2 separate regions of the Homo sapiens genome follow, and region 2 is linked to region 1. Evidence: read pairs that join two places in POLR2A ChIA-PET (ENCODE). Cell type or tissue: B cell. All regions are shown on one strand. Each heading gives the region's core, and the rest is flanking DNA. Links, peaks and the distances in the headings are about the cores only. Region 1 overlaps GRB2 (growth factor receptor bound protein 2). Region 2 overlaps SEPTIN9 (septin 9).

Region 1 (4,382 bases), core at 300-4,299:
TTGATTCACCCACTGACCAGCAACTAGGCTGATGGAGAAAAATGATCACATTAAGAGACCAGGACTATTCATGTATTAAAAAAGTTTCTTTATAATGTTCATACATGTTAGAAGATGAACAATTAAGACGACTAACCAAATTACAGGATATTTCTTTCTCTGAGAAATATTTTAGTTCAAAAGATAACTAGGATATGCTCATCAACCTCTTCAGTTGACCTCTTATCATCAAGAGAAATTGCTCTTGATATTTTTAACAAAACAGGAAGGTAGTTCACACTTATGTGATATTACTCCACCCAGATAAATCTGGAGGCAGTGAAACCTAAATGCATAGACAAACCCCAAAATAAACTTCTACCAAAGGGGTACAAAAAGTTTCCATTCAAAATAACTGTCTTGCGTTTTGTGACATGTGGAAGTCCTATTTGGTGGAGCTGAAATGCTCTTGGAATGTCAGAATTTCAACTGCACGAGCAGGGAGAAGAAAGGAGAGGAAGGGAGGGGGCAGGAAGAGACCAACACAGAGATCAAGAGGTTTCAAGAAAAATCTGTGTATTTGAAAAATTCAACAATCATATGATGACCTGTACTAGACAAACACCAAGCCCTGGGCTAGGTGAACTGAGGATAAAATGGATACCCTTCCCAAGGAGCTTAGGGGACTAGAAAGCTGCCAGGTGCATCACAGTGTGACGAATGTCAGGAGTGGGGAGTTATGGGTACTATGTAGGCATCAATTCAATAGAAAACATCTGACTTCCAAACACCAAAGACGATGACTTAACTCCAGGTTAGGGGGTATCAGGAAAACATCCTAGATGAAGTGTGAACTTGGTTATTCCCTGTCTGCATCTTTAGCTCTGCTTAGTCTGTGTGGACTGTGAGTAGAAGGAACATGGCAGACTCTGCAAGTAGACAGATTGTTGTTTGGCTGCTATTAACTAAAACACTGGTTAAGCTTCTTTTAGCTTAAAGGTAAAATATTTATTAATGGTATCAGAACTTCTAACTGGAAATAACCTAAATAACCTCAACTGTAGCTAATTTTTTTTTTTTTTTTTCAGACAGAGTCTTGCTTTTGTTGCCCAGGCTGGAGTGCAATGGCGTGATCTCAGCTCACTGCAACCTCCACCTCCCGGGTTCAAGCGATTCTCCTGCCTCAACCTCCTGAGTAGCTGGGATTACAGGTGCCTGCCACCAAGCTGGCTAATTTCTATATTTTCAGTACAGACAGGGTTTCATCAAGTTGGCCAGGCTGGTGTTGAACTCCTGAGTTCAAGTGATCTGCCCGCCTCGGCCTCCCAAAGTGCCAGGATTTACAGGTGTTGAGCCACCGCGCTCGGCCTCAACTGTAGCTAATTCTTTACTTTAATGACACATATTTAGCAACTGTCCTTTTCATCCTTTCACTAACAGAAGGAGGCTTTTAATCTTACATGAAATCCTACACTCCTCTCTTCAAAAAATAAAACACAAAGCCTCCCCAACCCCCCACACCCCCTCCCAACCCCCCCGCCTGGGGGAGCAGCTGTTACTCATGTTTTGTGATGCTAACAGGCAAACCCGCTCCTGTGTGTCAGTTCCACCCTCTAAGGTCTCCACTCACTTCCCACTGCCTCAGCATAAAGCAGAAAACAGGAGCTCAAACCTCTACCCTGAAAATTAATGACAACAGAGGTTTTTTTTTAAATTTTATTTATTATTATTATTTTTGAGATGGAGTCTTGCTCTGTCCCCCAGGCTGGAGTGCAGTGGCGCAATCTCGGCTCACTGCAACCTCCGCTCCTGGGTTCATCCCATTCTCCTGCCTCAGCCTCCTGAGTAGCTGGGACTACAGGCGCCCGCCACCACGCCTGGCTAATTTTTTTTGTATTTTTAGTAGAGACGGGGTTTCACCGTGTTAGCCAGGATGGTCTCGATCTCCTGACCTCGTGATCCGCCAACCTCAGCCTCCCAAAGTTGTGGGATTACAGGCGTGAACCACCGCACCCCGCCCGACAACAGAGTTTATTTAATTCCACGTAAGACTATGATTCAAGGGGTCAATGAAAGGACTGATCGATTTTCAGTCGTTCTGTGACCCAAGAGCCACCTCAGAGGATGTTATTGAAAGAAGAAAAAGCAATGTTGGTCACAGAACTATTCACCAACGTGTGCATAAGGATACAGGACTGAAAAACTCAAGGCTGGGGTCCTCCCACCAGGACACCGTTAATTTCCAACTCAAAAAGCTAGTTCCAAATGCATTTTCTACTTCTGAAGCAGTTAATCTAGTTCCAAATCGGGAAAGGCTTGTTATAATCACATGACAGAGGAAGAGGAACTGGGGTAGAGTGGCAAGTCCCTACCCCCACCCCCACCCCCACCCCCAGGGTGGAGGCGAATGCAGAGAGTTCAACAGGTAATGACAATACAAACTGCAAATGTGGATTCAAGCTAGTGGACAGGGTCAGGGAGCAGAAAACACAGGGACCTAAACTAGTCTCGGGGTGGGGGCTGCCTGAGAAAGCCTCCCCAAGCCAGTGACATTTGAAGGGAGATCAAAGGCTCTCCTGTGGGTGGTCTGGCAGAAGACCACAGTATGCAAATTAAGAAGCTCAAGCTTATATGTTACAATCATCAGAAGTCGCTGAGAGTGACATTCAGGTTTGCATTTTTCAAAAGCTCCTCTGGCTGACTGTGAGATGAACTGCAAGGAGGTGCAGGTGGGTGGGGCAGTGCGGTAGAGAGGAGAGAGTCGAGGTATTTCTGGAGGTAGAATCAAAAGGACTTGGTGATGAGATGCTGCTCAGTGGTCTTCCTCTCGGCCACTGATTTTTTTTTTTTTTTTTTCTGAAAACTGCTTTAGAAAAACTGCTATATTGGCTGGGCACAGTGGCTGATGCCTGTAATCCCAGCACTTTGGGATGCCAAGGCAGGCGGATCACTTGAGGTCAGGAGTTCAAGACCCGCCTGGCCAACATGGTAAAACCCTGTCTCTACTACAAAATACAAAAAATTATCTGGGCACGGTGGCGGGCGCCTGTAGTCCCAGCTACTCGGGGGGCTGAGGCAGGAGAATCGCTTGAACCTGGGAGGCAGAAGTTGCAGGGAGCCGAGACTGCGCCACTGCATTCCAGCCTGGGCAATAGAGTGAGACTCCGTCTCCAAAAAACAAAGACAGGTATCAATCTTATGCTGGTATCCTCCATCTGTCTCTCCAGATCCAGTTACACCTTGCTTTTCTTGCCTTTTTTTTTTTTTTTTTTTTTTTGAGACAGAGTCACACTCTTTGCACAGGCAGGAGTGCAGTGGTGCAATCCTGGCTCACTGCAACCTCCACCGCCCGGGTTCAAATGATTCCCCTGCCTCAGCCTCCCAAGCAGCTGGGATTACCACACCTGGCTAATTTTTGTATTTTTTAGTAGAGACGGGGTTTCATCATGTTGGCCAGGCTAGTCTCAAACTCCTAACCTCAAGTCACCTTGGCCTCTCAAAGTGCTGGGATTACAGGCATGAGCCACTGTGCCCAGCCTGCTCTGACTTTTTGGCTCTGTAAGAACCACATCAACAGGCTCCCTCACTCTCTGGCTCCCAGTGCTATTAATCAATGGGGAGGCCTGCAGAAGGTCAGACGAAGGGAGGGTCAGGTCAGGGCATTCATTCTCCCAGCTCCCACCCTGAGAGTGTCTGTGGACAGTCTTGGACTCTCAATTGAAAGTAAGTCCTTTCCTTCTCCAGGTTTGGGCAACTCCTCCCCCTTCCTTCTCCCTGTCGTAGGCCTCATGGTGGTAACCTGATTACCAGCTGTGGACACTGCATTATCCCTGTGGTTTCTAGAGAAACTTCGCCCACACTGATAGCGGCAGGAGGCAGACAAATGCCTCACAGGGGCGGGTCTCCAGTGAAACCCCACCTCTAAGCCAAAGACAACTGAAAGCCTGAAAGCCACACTACAGGTCAAATCCATGGACCGGACTGAGAACCCATCTTCCCATTTGGTAGGCTTTCCTCTGATTGATCCCCACTCTTCACCTATTTTACATCTACCTACCCTTTCCGAATTGATTTTCTACACTGCCATGCCCATCTTTGAGTGGTGCCTTTGCTTTAGCCTTTCTTTGCATGCCCACAAACCATTCAGCATGCATGCCCCTGTTCTGAGCCCATAAAAGCCCCCACCCAGCCACACTGGGAGAGAAACCACCAGACTTCAGGGGTGGGGAACCACTACCTCCTCCGCTCCTGAAAGCTGTTCACCGCTCAATAAAATTCTTCTCCACCCTCCTCACCCTTAAATTGCCAGTGTAACCTCATTCTTCTCAGACACAGGACAAGACCTTGGGAACTGCTGAACCTGGGAACAAGCCATAACACAGGTGAGCTGGGGCATACCCAGC
Region 2 (4,382 bases), core at 284-4,283, 2.0 Mb after region 1:
GGGAAGGCTTAGGAGCCCCAAGACCTGCCCTCTTGTCCCTCCCTCGGCAGTGTCTGGCTCCGGTCTGGTTTGTGAACGGGGGCCTGGGTACTCTCCCGCCCTCCCTGGGGGCTGTGGCCTTCCCCTGGGAAGGTGCTGGAGGGTTTGTCAGCAGGGCCGGCATGAGTCATGGAGTGGTGACTGGCCGCTGAGGCATGGAAGGCCACTCCTTCCAGCCAAGGGTCGGAGCTTTTTTTTTGTTCTGGAACGGCTTTGTGGCTTTTACAAATTAAGCAGTTTTATCTTGTTCCAAGAGCTTGTATTTCAGCAGGGAGAGAGTCTCCAAGAAGGGAACTTTCCACTGGGGAGCTCTGTTGGGCTGGGAGGCTAGGAACAGGCCACGAGGGAGGGCTGCAGGCAGGGGAAGTGGCCGTCTGTGCATGGTCATGAATGCAGGCCCGGGGTCCTGGAGGGGGCTTGGCCACGCTGTCGCTGGACGTCTGTCCCCACCAGGGTCCATCTGATGCAGTACGGCACAGGGTAAAGCCCAGCTCCTCTTACGGGGTTCCTGGGTCATCAGTGGGCGGGGAACCGAGGCCTCCTGGAGGGCGGTGCCTCAGCCCTCACCCCTCCCTCCTGTCCCTCGCTGTGCTGTCCCCGATGGCCTCTGCCATCCCCTGGGAGTTCTTACCCCTGGACGCTCGGTGCCTGTCCGGTCTCAACCTCTCCAGCTCTGCTTTTCCATCTCCGAGGTGAGAGGCCTGGCCTGACGCGCTCTGCACCCGCTTCCTGCCCAGCCCCGTGGGAACTCTGGTCCCTGTAGTGGTTTCCTGGGGCTGCCATCACCAAGTGCCACAAACTGGGTGGCTCAAAACACCAGACATTTCTTCTCTCGCCGTTCTGGAGGCCAGAAGTCCGAAATCACGGCATCAGCAGGCCTGGTTCTTTCCGGAGGCTCCGAGGGGGAGCCTGCTTCTCGCCTCTGGCAGCTTCTGGCGGCTCCCGAAACCCTTGGCGTTCCTTGGCTCGTGGCCACACCACTCGACCTCTGCCTCCGTTGTCACGGGGCCTCCTTCTGTGCCCTAAATCTCCCCCTGTCTGTCTCTCATACGGACAGTCTTTCTCGGATTTAGGGCCCACTGGGTAACCCAAAATGGTCCCATCTCAAGATCCTTAACTTCATAACGTCTGCAAAGACCCTTTTTCCAAATAGGCCATGTTCATAGGCTCTGGGGTGGATGTAAATTTTAGGGGCCACCTTTCATCCCCCTGTTGTCCCCGTGTGTCTGGATGCACAGCATGGTTCCATGTCCCAGACTCCTTGCTGGACCCCTCTGGCCCTTTGGGGTGGCCTTTGGCCTTTTCCACTCGTTTCTGTGCTCCTGGTGAGGTGTCGGGGTCGGGCTTAGCCCCTGCAGGAATTCTGGGGACAGCATGGAGCCGGCAACTCCCCACCAGGCGTCTTCCTACCTGCCCAGAGCTCATGGTTGTGAGGGGTCTCTCCTTGTGGTTTTGATTTGCAATTCCCCAGTGGTTAGTGATGTTGAGCATCTTTTCGTGTTTATTGCTCATTTGCACATATTCTTGCAGAAATGTCTGTCCAAGTCCTTTACCTGTGTTTGATTTGGATGATTGTTGTTGCTGAGTGTTAGGAGATCTGTAGATTAATATCCAGATACTAATCCCATATCTGACCTATGATTTGCTGCCATTCCATGGATTGCCTTCTCCCCACGTTGTTAGTGCCCTTTGATATGCAATTTTTTTTTTTTTTTTTGAGATGGAGTCTGACTCTGTTGCCCAGGCTGGAGTGCAGTGGCATGATCTTGGCTCACTGCAACCTCCGCCTCCCTGGTTCCAGCGATTTTCCTGCCTCAGCCTCCTGAGTAGTTGGGATTACAGGCACCCGCCACCACACCCAGCTAATTTTTGTATTTTTAGTAGAGACGGGGTTTCACTGTGTTGACTAAGTTGGTCTCGAACTCCTGACCTCAAGTAATCCACCCGTCTCGGCCTCCCAAAGTGCCGGAGTTACAGGCGTGAGTCACCGCACCCAGGCTGATATGCAAATATTTTAAACTTCTATGACGTTCCACTTTATCTATTTGTTCTTCTGTTGCCTGTGCTTTTGGCGCCATATCCAAGAAATCATTGCCAAATGCAACGTCAGGAAGCTTTTCCCCTGTGTTTTCTTCTAAGAGTTTTGTGGTTTTAGCTCTTGAGTTTAGGTCTTTGATGCAAGTTGAGTTGATTTTTGCATGTGGTGTAAGGGCTGGTCCAGCCTCATGCTCTGGGCTCTTGATTCACTTCTCTTCTTTTCTCACGCCCAGCTGGTTCCGCTGGGTGGCGGGGAGGAGTGGGGAAGTCCCGGGCTGGGCCTGCACTCGATCATCCCCTCTCAGGCCAGCCAGGGAGTCTCAGCTCCTGCCCAGGACCTGGCTGGACGTGCTCCCTACCGGGAAAGCCTGGGCCGTCTTTCTAGGCTGATGGCAGGGCCAGCCCGGGGCGTCCTGAGGCCTGCCCTGCGGACATGCCCCTTGTTCTAGGTGGTGTGGCTGCCCGGCCTGCGTGTGAGACCAGCTGTCTGTGCTTCAGGCCATGGAGGCTGAGTGTTTCCAGCCTGTCCCCTTGCTCGGCTCTCCCTCTGGGGAAGCCCCTGCAGCCCATTCTCTGCCTCCGCTTCTGCCATCTGTGCCTTTGTCTGCTTCCTGTTTGGAGGTGGTCATCCCTGGGGCCACCCCTCATGATCTGGACACAAGTCTCCATCCTGAAGCCACCACCCAAACCCCTGTGCCTCAAACCCCTCCCACCCACCACATGGGTTTCCACTGTGACCAACTCAGCAGCTGATGAAGCTTCCCTTGGGGCTCTCCTAGCAACGGGGAGCTGGCTTTCCCGGAGGCCTGGCCTCTCCCTAAGTGGAAGTGGGGCGTGAGGGTGTCAGCCTTTTTCTGCTGCCTGGTGCTCTAGGTTGGCTTGTCACCCCTGGAAGCACTTGCCATCCTTATACAGCACCCCACACCCACCTCCCCGCCTCCTACCCCTTCTTCCAAGGGGTCATCTCTGCTTCCCTCCCCACCCAACCTCACCCATGTGGTCCGCCCAGCAACCTTTGACCCCCAACATGACAAAATAAACCTCCCTTGCCGGTCACTCATTCATTCATTCAGCATTGGGTGCTCCCTGTGGACTTGGCGCTGGGGTCCCGTGGAGGACAAAGCCAGACACAGTCCTTGCCCTCATGGGACTGCACAAGTGCAAGACCACATCAGTAAACGTGAAACACAGGAAGTGACAGGTGTGACAAAGGGGACCAGTGGCAGGACAGAACCTGCGGTTCGTAGGACCAGGTCAGGAGGGCTGCCTCGGGGGGACACCTTCGGGCTGAGCGCAGAAGGATGAGGGGAGTAAACCAGGCTCAAACCCAGCAGGCAGAGGCGATCGCTGCAGGCAACCGGCAATGTGTTCAAAGGCCCTGGGGCGCGGGGGGCTGAGGCCGGCAGCACGGCAGGAAGTAAGACTGGGGTTGAAAGAGACTGACTGTCATGTTGTGAAATATACACTTGGTTTTCATCTCCATTTCCTGGCACACAACTCCTAAAATCCTTGGAATCTCCAAAGTGATGTCTTTTTGGATGCTCATGATTGACAGACCAGCTGGCAGCTTCAGGATGGTTCCCAGGGAAGACCAGGTAGAATCACAAGGTTCAGCACCACCCCGCAACCTCCAGGTAGGGGAGAGGGGCTGAAGGTTAAGCAGATCATCAGCGGCCAATGATTGAATCAATCATGCCTTCGTAATGAGGCCTCCGTGAACACTCAGAAGGATGGGGTTCCGGGAGCTTCTGGATGGATGAGCATGTGGAGGCTCCTGGAGGGTGGAGCGCCTGGGGAGCACATGGAAGCTCTGCGTCCCTCCCCCATACCTTGCCCTACACATCTCTTCCCCTGTATCCTTTGTAATATCCTTTATAATAAACTAGTAAATTCCATGAGCCCCAGGAACATGTGTAAAAGAAAAAAAAAAGAATAAACCATAGCTGCTGTAGCAAGTTAATCCTACCAGCACTGGCTCTCATCTGCCGACCTTACCTCTGGCAATGCCTCCCTCTCCTGGGCTCCTGGGACCCCTCCGGCCCCACCACCCCTCCTGTAGTGGTCTCGCTGGCTGCTGCCCTCAGGTTAGTTTATTTTTACCCGGCCTGCTCCCACCAGGGGCTGAGGCCTCCTTGCTCACTCCAGCTTCCTGGCCCGTCTCTTGCTCTGGGCACCCCCCCACTCCGAACGGCCAGAGCTTCTGAAGCCGCTCGCTGTGTGCCCCCGCCTGGCCCCATGCATCCCGCACGGTGCTCCCCAGGGTCTCCCACTGGCAAGGGCATTGGCATAGATTCTGGGGCTGCCTT

What was found. Peaks named below come from ENCODE experiments on the same cell type or tissue, not always from the same donor. Only the 100,000 strongest peaks of a DNase experiment are listed, where the experiment ranks them.
Region 2: POLR2A ChIA-PET joins it to region 1 with 5 read pairs; 1 of 35 experiments calls an interaction of 5 or more read pairs at or near these places.

Annotation. Positions count from the first base shown.
Region 1 is chr17:75,343,346-75,347,727 of GRCh38, forward strand. All of the region lies in intron 2 of GRB2 (growth factor receptor bound protein 2), which reads right to left. Among named protein-coding and RNA genes, the nearest start is that of SLC25A19, 56 kb to the left of the region's middle. RefSeq lists enhancers at 1,701-2,692, 2,067-2,346, 3,957-4,016, 4,027-4,106 and silencers at 3,677-3,845, 3,757-3,816. In B cell, for the core only: no CTCF peak of the experiment used is centred there; DNase peaks (open chromatin) are centred at 318, 758, 1,546 and 2,526; H3K4me3 peaks cover 3,384 bases; H3K27ac peaks cover 4,000 bases.
Region 2 is chr17:77,323,081-77,327,462 of GRCh38, forward strand. The region is part of intron 2 of SEPTIN9 (septin 9); the gene reads left to right. Among named protein-coding and RNA genes, the nearest start is that of SEPTIN9-DT, 43 kb to the left of the region's middle. RefSeq lists a silencer at 504-677 and enhancers at 1,964-2,233, 2,344-2,653, 2,845-3,763. In B cell, for the core only: no CTCF peak of the experiment used is centred there; DNase peaks (open chromatin) are centred at 801, 1,481, 2,231, 3,271 and 1 weaker place; H3K4me3 peaks cover 1,892 bases; H3K27ac peaks cover 3,107 bases.